2 separate regions of the Homo sapiens genome follow, and region 2 is linked to region 1. Evidence: read pairs that join two places in POLR2A ChIA-PET (ENCODE). Cell type or tissue: MCF 10A. All regions are shown on one strand. Links, peaks and the distances in the headings refer to the core of each region. The heading gives the core; the rest is flanking DNA. Region 1 overlaps LINC00375 (long intergenic non-protein coding RNA 375). Region 2 overlaps LINC00351 (long intergenic non-protein coding RNA 351).

The links. ChIA-PET counts read pairs that join two places held together with the same protein. Peaks named below come from ENCODE experiments on the same cell type or tissue, not always from the same donor. Only the 100,000 strongest peaks of a DNase experiment are listed, where the experiment ranks them.
Region 2: POLR2A ChIA-PET joins it to region 1 with 5 read pairs; 2 of 35 experiments call an interaction of 5 or more read pairs at or near these places.

Annotation. Positions count from the first base shown.
Region 1 is chr13:85,091,127-85,098,091 of GRCh38, forward strand. The region is part of intron 1 of LINC00375 (long intergenic non-protein coding RNA 375); the gene reads right to left. Among named protein-coding and RNA genes, the nearest start is that of LINC00375, 53 kb to the right of the region's middle. In MCF 10A, for the core only: no CTCF peak of the experiment used is centred there; a DNase peak (open chromatin) is centred at 2,885.
Region 2 is chr13:85,454,106-85,461,070 of GRCh38, forward strand. The region is part of intron 1 of LINC00351 (long intergenic non-protein coding RNA 351); the gene reads left to right. Among named protein-coding and RNA genes, the nearest start is that of LINC00351, 94 kb to the left of the region's middle. In MCF 10A, for the core only: no CTCF peak of the experiment used is centred there; no DNase peak of the experiment used is centred there.

The sequences.
Region 1 (6,965 bases), core at 1,547-4,046:
TTTGGATATAATTCATTGAAAGAGTCTTTCTTTAGAATGAAGTGTGAATCTTACATTGTCCAGGTTCTTCAATACTCATCTTTGGAAACCTCGCTGTGCTTTTGTTAGGTCAGTCTGTGTCATCGTCTGAATCTTTGTGCTTCCCCCAAATTTATATGTTTAAACCTAATTCCCAATATGATGGTGTTAGGAGGTTGGGCCTTTAGAGGTATTTAGGTTAGGAGGCAGAGCTCTCCTGATAAGAACTATCCTTCTATTTAAACATATATATGCTTACAGATACATGTATATGTATACATGTGTGTATATATATATATACACACACACAATATTTTTCTCATTTAATTTTTACAAAAGTTAATGAGGTTGGTTTTATTACTTGCATTTTACAATAAGATTAATTGTACTAAATATCATTTGTTTTGCTGATTACGTTAACACTAACCTTGGTCAGAGGGGGATTCACTTCTGTCCCTTAAGTGAAGGTGTCCTGGACATTGGATTCAGCAGTGTGTGGTGCTGTGGCTGTTCATCCCGGGAAGAATGAAAGAGATTTAGTTGTTCCCTTTGGAATTTTTGAGTTTAGCTCTTAATTTCCTGTTTCAGGCAGCTTCAAACTCTGGCAAGTGCCTGGACAGGAAGACTAGCCATGTGCTTGTGGCAGAATCCCTCCCTCTGTGGGGCCTTTGCTTGCCAAGCACTATGAGACTGCAGAAAACTTCATCTTTTAGCTTCTAACCAAACACTTCACCCACAGCCTAAAATAAGGGTTGTGTTTTGGGCAAAGGAAAATATGATTATGAGTTTGGCCTCGTGGTTTCCATGTTCAAATGGCAGCTAGCTCCGAGTGATTACCACAAGCTCTACTGGTTTCTCTCCCTTTCAAGTGGAGTCTGTCTGGGCGCACCAGATCAGCTCATGACTAGATTCTGCAGTACTCCTAGGAACAAAATACCTGGTGATTGCCAGCTCACCTAGAAAGAAACCTTCCTTCTCTGGAATTCTTGCTCATCTTGTCTTTATTGTTTCCTTGACTCTTACATGTTTTTACACATCTGATTTTTAAAATTTAGTTTTTACGGTTGCTGAAACAGAGTGTTGCTCAACATTTAAACCAAATATTTTGATCTGTGATTATTTCCTTTTTTTTATAAGCTCCACGACATATTAATTTACCCAGCGTCTGGAAGGCCATAAAATTCCTTTCTGCTGCATACTTATTTTTCTATATTTATGGATGAAAGCATCCCACTTTTAAATTCTGTCTTTCCTTCATTCTCCCAATCCTATAATCTTCTTTTTTTCATTTTCTCCTTTTTCTGGCCTTGACTACATTTATATCACATCAACTGTTCTCCAGACTATACTCCAAAGAGAAAAATTGTGTTGTGCTCCTTCACCTATAAACTGTATCAATGTTCCTAAATCTAGGTCCTCGAAACACTTTGAAAAATCAAAAGCAACGTTTCGTTTTGTGGGTTTGTGAAGCTTCAAGTGCATCTTATCCCATGACTTCTCGTTTCATTTTAATTGCCAGTTTTCTTGTTTCTTCCTACCTTTTTCCTGTCTACCAACAATAAAATTTCACTTTTCCTCAGATATCTATCCTAACTATGTAACTGCTATTTGCAGAGAATATTGTTTTCAAGTATCCTCTCAAGTTTTTGTATGCACATGTAACCACTTACATTTTTCTTCTGTTTCTCACCTTTCAGTAAAATAATATCCTCTTTCTATCTAAGCCTAGTCTTTTCCTTTATTTCATGAATCAGAATTTCACCTGTTCCCTCAGAGACCTAACTGCATGTATTTTATTGCTTCTACCAAGAGTAATTTTCATTTCTGGATCTTTATTTTCAGTTTATAAGCATTCACAGCTCCTTGCAGTGAAAAAAAAATTATCACCTCAGCATATGTGGGTGTATATGCACTCTGTTAATTTTTTTCTAAGTGAATAATGGGGAAAATAGGCTAATAGGTTTGATATATAAATAATTATTATCACAAAAACACAGGAAGGAGAAATTAAAAAATATATATATTTTGTAAGTCTAACAAAATAAAAGTATGTTGAAATGATAATGTATTAGTATCTACTGGCCCTCATAGCTTGTCAGAAGTATCTGTTTTCAGAGCAGTATATGTAATAGGATTCCATAAATGAGAATGTATTTCAGGAAAGATATATACAAATTGTTAGCAGTGTTTAAGTTTGAGAATAGAATTCATAATAATTTCTAATTTGTATTTTCTATATGTCTAAAGCAAACATTAATTTTTTTAATTTTTGTAAGTAATAAAAAATGTATCATAACATCATGTTGTATACCTTAAATATACACAATAAAACTTATTTTAAAATATATACACCCCAAAAAGAAAAAAATACAAGGAATCTTTACTGAAATCCATGTCCTTCTTAAATATAATTTGATTTTTATCTTTTTATTCTTAAATTGCTTATTCAACATTTATACCTCAAATCAAAACCTATTTCCACATCTACCACTTCTAATAAAATTATTTCTACTCATGTTGAACATTATCTTTCAGGACATTCCTGTACTAAATGACCCTCTTTTTTAAAAAAAAACTTTGGTACATCATTCTATCCTTTTCATACCATTGATCCTTCTATCCCTGTTTTGTTTGTTTTTCTGTAATCATTTTTCCTTCCCTTTGCTTTTTTTGAATATCTTCCAGTTGTCTCCCTTAACCCTCCCATGTGCGAGGAATCCTCCCCCTGCCCCACCCAACATTATCTTTCTTTTCCCATGATATATGCTCTTAGAGAGGCGGTTGCTGGCTGCACACTATGTTCTCCTGGAAAAAGAAGCTCTCACAGTCCCTGAACTTGTGAGTCTCCCTACCCTGCTGTTCTGTGTGCCTCGGGTCATGGAAGCAATGACTCACACATTCTGCATGGCCGCCAAGGCCTCCTTGATACCAGATGGACCAAACCTGTACCTTCCGGTATATCCCTTTTATGGGAAGTGGTTGGCCTCCCCTCAGTTTAGTATTTTGTCAGATTCCATGGTGTTGAAGGAGTAAGCTTTTGCCACACCTCATGGCTACCTGGGGAGTTTCTTGAGATTACTTGAATGAGTTCTTACACTTTGTGGATCGTATTGAACCCATGAATGTGATAGAACTCAGTGCAGAGTGGCTGCTTTTCATTCCTTCTGCTTTTCATCCCATAAATGAGAATTTTCTGATCAAAGACCAGACCCAAATGACACAATTGGCCAAACCTCAGGCAGCTGTCAGCGCTAGACGCCCTGGCTAACAATTAGCCCCACCTGAACATTTTTACAGATTCTCGAGCCACTGAATAAAAGTTACCTCCATTAAGGAGAAGAATTCTGGCAATCTCCTGCCTTATAGAAACCCAAAATATAAATCAATATAACAAACATCTCTACATAGGCTACATATACTAAAGCCAAAATACGAGATCTCACCAAAACACATTTGTCTATTTCAGAGTTCTAAATATTATTGATGTGACCAAGGCACTCATTTCACTTATCGAAAGACACAATGCTGAGATCTTAATCAGGCATTCAGTGGGAACTTTCACCTTCCTTACTCGCCTCAGGATGCAGGCATCATAGAGCATCGTATTGGCTGATTTAAACATATCCAAATTCAATTAAATGCAACATGGCATGTTACAGTCAGCAGTCAAAAAGCAAGGATGAAGCATAATAAAGAATCTGTAACCATGTTTTCATAGTTGACTGCTATCAGTTTTTAATTTTGCACCACCTTCTTTTCCTTGTTCCCCACACATGCACAAGCTGATGAGAAAGTCTAGGTTCTCCGTCCTTTGCTGCTGATGAAAGAATCACATCATCTAAGCCCCTGCCCATGCAGAGGAGCTCTTACCCCCAGTCGCACCCCTATTCATAAAATAATCTTAAGCCATTCTTCCTTCTTTGCAGTTTCAAGACATTTTGAGAGACCTTCGTGTTCCTTCAGACTCAATTATATTTGCAGAAAACCTTTTCCTATCCTCCTGGTGTGAGCATGTAGCAACATCAGTCACAACATCTGAACTGAATTTTCGATGTAGGAGTATCCATCCTGCCTTTTCAGGCTGGGCAGAACAGAATATTAACAGAATGCTGTGTATATTAGATAAGTAAAATATGTGAAGCACTTAGGACAATGTCTGGCCTACAGTGAATGTTCACCCTACCATGTAAGTTATTTTATTAGTAAATGCCATGCACCACTCCTCTCCCTCCCAGTGTTTTGACATCTGAAACATTATATTAAGGTAAATATGGTTTCTGTCAAGAGGTATAAGCATTTAAAAAATGATTTCCCAACTTTGGAAGCAGTAAATCACTCCTGGGAGAATATTAAGATATAAGATTGGAGCTACAGTAGCAGCAGTAAAACACAGTCACGTATCTTTTATATAGTATCCTAACACCATTTGAAAAGCATTAACGTAAATTATGTACATATGCAGCTTTGTGGCCCAGTATGTACAGCTCAGCCTTTTAATTCCAGTTTTTCAGCTTCTGCCATTCCAAATTTCTGACCTAAGTCCTGACCATCAGATACATGATAGGAACTGGTACAGATATTGACCTCAGAGCAATTATTCTTTTAGGCATAAAGCAAATAAGGTAGAGAATTTCTAGTTCTACTTACTGTGAGAATTTCCCTGCTCTAGTATTCTTTAGTGCCAGTGCTTGGTAAGGCTGTAATGACAGAGAAGCTTACTTTGACACCGTGCTGACATATCCAGCTGAATTACCTGTAAACTGACTCAATATGCTTTTTTCTCTCTTTTTTTTTTCTGAAGCGATCAGATGAAGCAGATAATTTAGATTGGTTTGCTCAAGATTCCCTCTAACTGTCTTCCAGTATACTAGGATTCTAGATATGATTTATATTCTGTTAAGCAGTTTCACTGGTACATGACTTGAATTTGCAATTGAGTCATGGAGACAATGAGGAAGGCAAAATGCATCAGTTTTGCTGATATGAATCAGGTCATGGTGGATGTGACTCTGGGACCAGAAGCAGTGATGACATCTTCTTATCTCAACAGGCAGCTTTTATATTTCACAGTTTCTTACACAAAGTAGGCTCCTCTATTTGATAGCTTCATTCTGTAGTGTGGCAATGGAAGAGTTTCCTGAATATTTAATTTAGTATGTATTCCTGTCTCCCAGATCTCCTAATATTAGATTAATAACTTAATTTATAATAGCAATTATGTCTCCTTAAAATTAGCTAGAGTGAATTGTCTTTTCAGTACTGACAGATCTGCCTGACGGAGTCATTGTACAGTGCTGTTGCAAGCTACAGATACACAAGAAATAAAAAATCTGGGTTTTTTATTTCAGAGATGGATGATTTTGAAAACAGCCAGAATTTTGTTAACACTGGTATATGGCTACTGGTAGTCATTACCATGTGTTGATGTCTTAGGCACTTGGGTACTTACATTATCACTGTGGTTGCCTGAAATAAAGGGTATTAAAAAGGCATACTTTAGTAAAGTGTGTGGCCTCTGTAATAAGCCATTTCGTTAACAAAAGAAAAAATATGGAGGTCTGTGGAGTGAACTGGTGATTAGTAACACACACAATTTAAGGAAAGAAAATTACAAACGCATGATTTTAAATTTTCAGTTTAAAAATTTTCACTTGACCAAGAAGCTTCTGTAATTTCCTTCGATCATTTAACCATAAGTCTCATATTGCAAAAAAATCAGATGCAGAATCTGTCCCTTCAAATTGCCGTTTAAAGCCTAGATTAATTTTGCAGCTTCACAATAAATACTATGTGACCATCAAGGTATTAATTGGAACAACATTGAACACGGAGAATTGGAATTGCATTTTCAGTGAAAATTGGGAACACTATGAATAAAGCAAACTAAAGAATCCTTCTGAACCTTTTGTTGACAACAAAAACGGATCTGTTCCCCTTGTCTTATGCACCCATTATAATTTTATTTGAAACAACACATATCTTTATCCAAATCCAAGAGTATTACCTTGCAGTAGGAATTCTACACCCTCTGTCATGGTTGCATTGAGACAAATGTCCTGACCTATTAAAAGAGTTAGATAAGAGTATGTCCCAGGGGAACAGAACAAAGTCTGGCACCAAAGTAGAAGAAAGAGGCTCAGGCTAAGGAGGAAATAAGTCAAACTTAGATGGAACTATTTTTTTATATGGAAGTACTTAAAATTACTCTTTAAACACATAAATTCAAGAGTGGGAATGGTGCAAATTGTTTGCTAAAGTGAATGATTAGAGTGTGTATTTCATACCTATGCTAAATGAAGTTGAGATGCCAGATATTATTTGTTGAAAATTAGAAGGAGTCTAAGACTTAAGAAGATAGAAGTAGTGAAGGACTTTTACCAAATACAAATCAACAACTTACCTCAAAATATCTGTGAAGGTGTCAGATGACACCCCGTTTCACTATGTAATGACAAATGTATTGGTGTGAAGAAAACTAGTGTCTATGAAGAGTTCTCTAGTAATTTCTTCTTTAAGTCATGGATGAAAATGGAGGATTCTGCCATTAAAATTGTTTTAAAAATTCCAGAAATAATAATGGAAACACATTGTGGCAAAGGACAAATGACAGCAGTTAATTATAAGTGGCAAGGTAGCCTATGTGGTTAGGCTTTGTTTCCCTACCGAGATCTCATCTTGTATTGTAATGCCTTAATCCCCATAATCCCCATTTGTCAAGGGAAAACCCAGGTGGAGGTAACTGAATCATGAGGGCAGTTTCCCCCATGGTGTTTTCATAATACTGAGTGAGTTCTCATTAGATCTGATGGTTTTATAAGGGGCTGTTTCTTTTTCATCTGGCACTCTTCCTGCCACCTTCTGAAGAAGGTACCTTGCTTCCCCTTCATCTTCTGCCATGATTGTCAGTTTCCTGAGGCCTCCCCAGCCATGCTGAACTGTGAGTCAAT
Region 2 (6,965 bases), core at 1,691-4,190, 360 kb after region 1:
ATGGTAGCATATTATTGATACTCTTTTACAAACTTATTATTTGTTTTGTTTTACTTAATGTGTTTATAAATCACTCCAGTTCACACAACCCTTTAAGTCTTACTTGGTTTTTCATTTCTTTCTTTGACTAAAGCTGCAGAGTATTTTAAACTTCTTAATTTAAGAAATAATTTTTCCATATATTCTCTTTGTTGAGTAAACAATTATACCTTCTGCAAACAGTGAACCTTTTTTGTTTCTTCCTATCAAATCTATATTTTATCTTTTTCTTACCATTTATAGCCTACAGCAAAAGATTGCATCTAAACAGGGAATGAGGGCACATTTGTCATGTTCTGAAGAATTGATTACTTTGCATGAATAGTAAATTTGAGGCATGGTGTTTGTAACAAGGATGGAAGTGTTCCTAGATGTCTACAGCAGGTCACAGTGATGGAAGAAAAAATACATTCCAGTTCTGGGTGCCTGGTGGCCTTTTTTTAATTATTCTTTATCATACTCTCTTCTGGCTTGTACCTTATGTTCCACCAAAACTACTCTTGCTAAAGTAACTGATGAACATGTTTCATTCACCCTACTTTACCAGTAAGGAGCATAAGTAGTTTCATGACACCACACTCCCCTGGTTTTCTTCCTATAAATTTGGCTGCTCCTTCTGTTTTGCAGTTCTTTCTCTTTGGCCTGACTTCTAGACATGGGAGCTCCCTATGTATCAGTTATGGACCCTCTTCTATACTGACTCTCCACCATCTTCCTAATGATCTCATCAACTTCAATGGCTTTATACATATTTTACTTGTGTGTGCCACTCAAATGCATAAGTCAAGCCCAGTCCTTATCTCTGACTTCTAAACTTCTATATCCAACTTTCTTCCTTATAATTAAATTCAGGTATTTGACTGGCAACTTTAAATTTATTATTTTAACATTTACCACATTTATATTAGTTATAAATCTAACTAATTTAAACCTATTTCCAAACCACCCCATCTTCCATATTTGACTTTTCTCCAATTTTTCTATATTAATAAATGATAAATCTACCTGCCTTGTTAGCCATACATCTGGCTATATTTTCCCCCCACCCCATATTCAATACTTTCTAATTCAAATCTGTCAGTCTTCTATCCTTTCCACCCTTCTTATTAAAGCTACCATCATGTCTTGCCAACTGTATAATACATCCCCTAGACTGTATCCATGAGTTCTCTCTTATCAACCTCCAAGTATTCTTGCATAGATGATCTTAAACAAACAGCAACAAAAATAACACAATGGCTCTTCTTAAAATTGTTTGTTTTCCATGAATATCCCCCTTTTCGAAAACTCCAGGGGACCTACCTAGCACCCTATGAATGTTTGTTGTCTGACTACCAATCTTGTTTTATGTGCTAAGTTCTTCCTTATTAAACGTTGGTTCTTTTCAAAATGTCTATGTCCTCTTTCCTCAATGTTTTCAATTACAAGAATTTCTTCTTCTCTGTCCACACACTTGGGAGTGTGTGTGTGTGTATTTATACACATTTAAGCATATGTTTCATTCCATTTTAATAAATATGAAGCCCAATTATTTTTAAGCATCCATTCTGTGATTATGAAACTGCCTTTGCATAAATTAAAACCATGCAAAAACTAAGGCAGTCAGGGAGATCTGATCTAGCCAGCCCTCATCTTGCCTTTAGCCTTCAAGCTGTCCTTAATTATTGCTGGGATTGGGCCAAGCGAACTTTGAGAGACATTTAGTTTATAGTTTAAATGATGATAGCCCTTCCCTAATATTCGACCACCTTTGTAAATTTAATGAAAGGCCACCAGTGTAGGAGAATGAAAGGAGCCTGAATTCTGCTAAGGTGTAGATGTAAAGGATTGACAGTGATCATTCCAGAGGTCACCAGATATGCAACTTCCTCAATTACTCCTGCAGATAACATCACTATTATAGAACCTAAGAGTGGCCTTTTAAGATATATTTTCAGGGTTTTTGCATGTCTGATAACCAGTGGCTCCACCTGACCCACTCACCAATGGTTCCATGTAGACCCACCAACTTCTCCTCTTGCCTAATCAAGAAAAAGTTCAGCAGCATGAGAACCATTTCCACATCCCTATGATTGCAACCCCAACCAATCAGCAGCAAGCACCCATTGCCTAGCAAGCTCCACCACTTCCCTCAAACTGTCTTTGAAAAACTCTAGCCCCCAAATTCTCAGGCTGATTTGAGTAATAATAACACTCTGGTCTTCCATTTAGCTGGCTCTGCATGAATTAAACTCTTTCTGTATTGCAATTTCCCTGTTTCGATACATCAGATCTATCTGGGCAGCAGGCAAGAAGAACCTATTGGGCAGTTACACTGAGAATATTTCCTAATTTATTAATACTTAACTTTTTATATATGAACATTTGATATGGTTTGGCTGTGTCCCCACCCAAATCTTATCTTGAATTGTAGCCCCCATATTCCCCATGTGTTGTGGGAGGAAGCTGGTGGGAGGTAATTGAATCATGGAGTCGGGTGTTTCCTGTGCTGTTCTCATAATAGTGAGTTCTCAGAAGATTTGATAGTTTTATAAGGGGCTTTCCCCTTCACTCAGCTCTCCTTCTCTCTCCTGCTGCACTGTGAAGAGGTGCCTTCCACTATGATTGTAGGTTTCCTGAGGCCTCCCTAGCCATGTGGAACTGTGAGTCAAATAAACCTCTTTTCTTTATACATTACACAGTCTTGGGCAGTTCTTTACAGCAGTGTGAGAAGGGACTAATACAGTGAATTGGTACCACACAACGTGGGGTGATACTCTAAAGATACATGAAAATGTGGAAACAACTTTGAAACTAGGTAATAGGTCAAGGTCGGAACAGTTTGGAGGGATCAGAAAAGGACAAAAAAAAATTGGAAAAGTTTGGAATTTCCTAGAGAGTTGCAGGGCTCAGAAGATGTGGGAAAGTTTGGAACTTCCTGGAGACTTATTGAATGGTTTGACCAAAATGGTGACAGTGACATGGACAAAGAAGTCTAGGCTGAGGTGGCCTCAGATGGAGATGAGAAACTTCTTGAGTACTGGAGCAAAAGTGACTCTTGCTATGCTTTAGCATAGAGACTGGTGGCATTTTGACCCTGCCCTAGAGATCTTTGAAACTTCAAATTTGAGAGAGATGATTTAGGGTATCTGGTAGAAGAAATTTCTAAGTAGCAAAGTGGAAGAGAAAGCAGAGCATAAAAGTTTGGAAGTTTTGCAGCCTGACAGTGTGATAGAAAAGAAAAAACCCATTTTCTCAGAAGAAATTCAAGAAGGCTGTAGAAATTTGCCTAAATAATGAGGAGTCAAATGTTAATCACTGAGAAAATGGGGACAATGTCTCCAGGCTATGTCAGAGGTCTTCACAGTAGCCCCTCCTATCACAGGCCCAGAGGCCTAGGAGAGAAAAATGGTTTTGTTTGCCAGGCCCAGGGCCTCACTCCTCTGTCCTCTCCTGGGGACATAGTGCCCTGTGTCCCAGCCATGGCTAAAAGGGGCCAACAGCTCAGGCTGTTGCTTCAGAGGGTGCAAGCCCCAAACCTTGACAGCTTACATATGGTGTTCGGCCAGTAAGTGCACAGAAGTAAAGAATTGAGGTTTGAGAACCTCCACCTAGATTTCAGAGGACGTATGGAAATTCCTGGATATACAGGCAGAAGTTTGCAGTAGGAGTGGAGCCCTCATGGAGAATCTCCACTAGGGCAGGGCAGAAGAGAATTTTGGGGCTGGTCAGAGCCCCCACACAGAGCCCCCACTGGGACACTGGCTAGTGGGAATCTGTGAGAAGAGGACCTCCATCCTCCAGACCACAGAATGGTAGATCCACTGACAGCTTGCACCATGTGCCTAGAAAAGCCACAGGCCCTCAATGCCAGCCCATGAAAGCAGCCAGGAGGGGGGCTGCACCCTGTATAACCACTGAGGCAGAGCTGCCCAAGGCCATGGGAGACCATCTCTTGAATCAGTTTGACCTGGATGTGAGATACGGAGTCAAAGGAGTTCATTTTGGAACTTTAAGTTTTAATGACTGCCTTATTGGATTTCGGACTTGCCTGGGGCCTGTGGCCTCTTTGTTTTGGCCAATTTCTCCCATTTGGAATGGCTGTAGTTACCCATGCCTGTACCTCCATTGTGTCTAGGAAATAACTAACTTTCTATTGATTTTACAGGCTCCTCGGTGGAAGGGACTTGCCTTGTCTCAGATGAGACTTTGGATTTGGACTTTCAAGTTAATGTTGGAATGAGTCAAGAATTTGAGGGACTGTTGGAAGGGTATGATTGTGTATTGAATTATGAAGACATGAGATTTGGGAAGGAGCAGGGGCAGAATGGTATGGTTTGGCTGTGTCCCCACCCAAATCTCATCTTGAATTGTGGCCCCTATATTCCCCAAGTGCCAAGGAGGGAACCTGGTGAGAGGTAATTGAATCATGGGGGTGGGTTTTTCTTGTGCTGTTCTCATGATAGTGACTGAGTTCTCATGAGATCTGATGGTTTTATAAGTGGCTTCCCCCACTGCTTGGTTCTCATTCCTCCTTCTGCTTCCCTGTAAAGAGGTACCATGATTGTAAATTTTCTGGGTCCTCCTCAGCCATGCAGAACTGTGAGTCAATTAAACCTCTTTTCTTTATAATTACCCAGTCTTGGGCAGTTCTTTATAGGAGTGTGGAACTGGCTAATTAACACCATTAGATCATAGAATGAATAGCATTGTCTTTCCCTTTAATGACATATTTAAAACCTGTGGTTTGGAAGAGAGACATTATCAGTAAGAGATTTAATCAATTTCCCATGCAATGACCACTACTATTAAAAGCTCTCTTCTAATTTTTCTATCTAAAATCCCCTACACAGCAAGAGTAGCAGCATCAGCCACTCCTCAAAGAAGGTATTTTCTTGCCTGATTTAAGTTGTTCTGCTCCTGTTGGTCATCACTGGAGTAAGACACATTCGTAAATATCTAAGTTGCCTCACATGCACATGATTCACATATTTTTAATTAAACTTGTTTTACCTTGAGATAATTGTAGATATATTTTCTATTATAAGATCATGCAGAGACCACCTGCACATAATATAAATCTCTAATGCAGTATCATAACCACGATATTGATGATGGTATAGTCAAGATACAGATTAATTAGTTCCTAACACCATAGCGTTTTCATAATGCCCTCTTATCTACATTCACCTCTCTTCCCTACTTCTCTGTATTTCCAAACAAAATATTGGCACATGGTCTGACAATAAATTAATGTCTCTGTGGGGTTAACACATTTATATCAGCATTCTTGTATAATGTAAGTTGTTTTTATCTATACTGTGCGTTGTGATTTGCAATATATCTTGTGAATGAATACTATTAACTAAGCACTTTCTCTGTCACCAGTCAGCACCCTGTAAAAATGCACCAATCAGCACTCTGTGTCTAGCTAAAGATTGTAAACGCACCAATCAGCACTCTGTAAAATGGACCAATCAGCAGTCTGTAAAATGGACTAATCAGCGCTCTGTAAAATGGACCAATCAGCAGGATGTGGGCAGGGCCAAATAAGGGAATAAAAGCTAGCCACCTGAGCCAACAGCGGCAAACCACTAGGGTCCTCTTCCACTCTGTGGAAGCTTTGTTCTTTCACTCTTCACAATAAATCTTGCTGCTGCTCGCTCTTTGGGTCCACACTAGCTTTATGAGCTGTAACACTTACCACGAGGGTCTGCTGCTTCATTCCTGAGGTCAGTGAGACCATGAACCCACCAGAAGGAATAAACAACTCTGGATGCACTGCCTTTAAGAGCTGTAACACTCACTGCAGAGGTCTGCAGCTTCACTCCCTAAGTCAGCGAGACCATGAACCCACTGGGAGGAACAAACAACTCCAGACGCACTGCCTTTAAGCGCTGTAGCACTCACTGCAAAGGTCTGTGGCTTCACTCCTTAAGTCAGTGAGACCATGAACCCACTGGGAGAAACAAACAACTCCAGACACGCCACCTCTAAGACCTGTAACACTCACTGTGAAGTTCTGTGGCTTCACTCCTTAAGTCAGCGAGACCACGAACCCACCAGAAGGAAGAAACTCCAGACACATCTGAACATCTGAAGAAACAAATTCTGGACACACCATTTTTAAGAGCTGTAACACTCACCGCGAGGGTCCGCAGGTTCATTCTGGAAGTCAGCGAGACCAAGAACCCACCAGAAGGAATAAATTCCGGACACACCTACAGCTGAAATCAATAGCAGATCTGTACAGCTACAGACTCCATGCTCTCTACATAAATAAAATGACCACCACTCGGGTGCCTGTAGTCCCAGCTACTTGGGAGGCTGAGGCAGGAGAATGGCATGAATCCGGAAAGGTGGAGCTTGCAGTGAGCCGATATCATGCCAATACACTCCAGCCTGGGCAACAGAGCAAGACTCCATATTTAAAAAAAAAAAAAAAAAAAAAGGCAACCACTTAACACAGCACCTCAGAAAAAAATAATAATCAGAAAAATTTACTTGCAATTTAAAAATTTTTTTAAATGGAGTATATTCTCCCTTATGAGAAGATCTATTTTATAAGGGAGGAGAGATTGTTTTATTGTGTTCTTAAGAAGCAGTTTAAACTACACCGTTATATCTCTCAGATTCAAATCATAGAATGAACTTCAAAATTAGATGTGTGTATGCTGTGATTTTGGAGGATCAGAAGCAGGACTGACAACAAAAGACCTTGGAACACAAATCACTACTCTTTGTAACGAAAATAGTTTACTGCTTGAAGAGTGACTTCTTTGTATATTTCTATTTCTAATATAGATCACTTCAAATAATCATGTTTTTCTTTCATTTGTAGATCTATACATGGAATCATGATAGGTATTTAGAAGTGAATTTAGAAAATTTAGGTGAATCAAGGACAAATAAGAATGCTTATCTGAGGCCAGGCACGGTGGCTCACA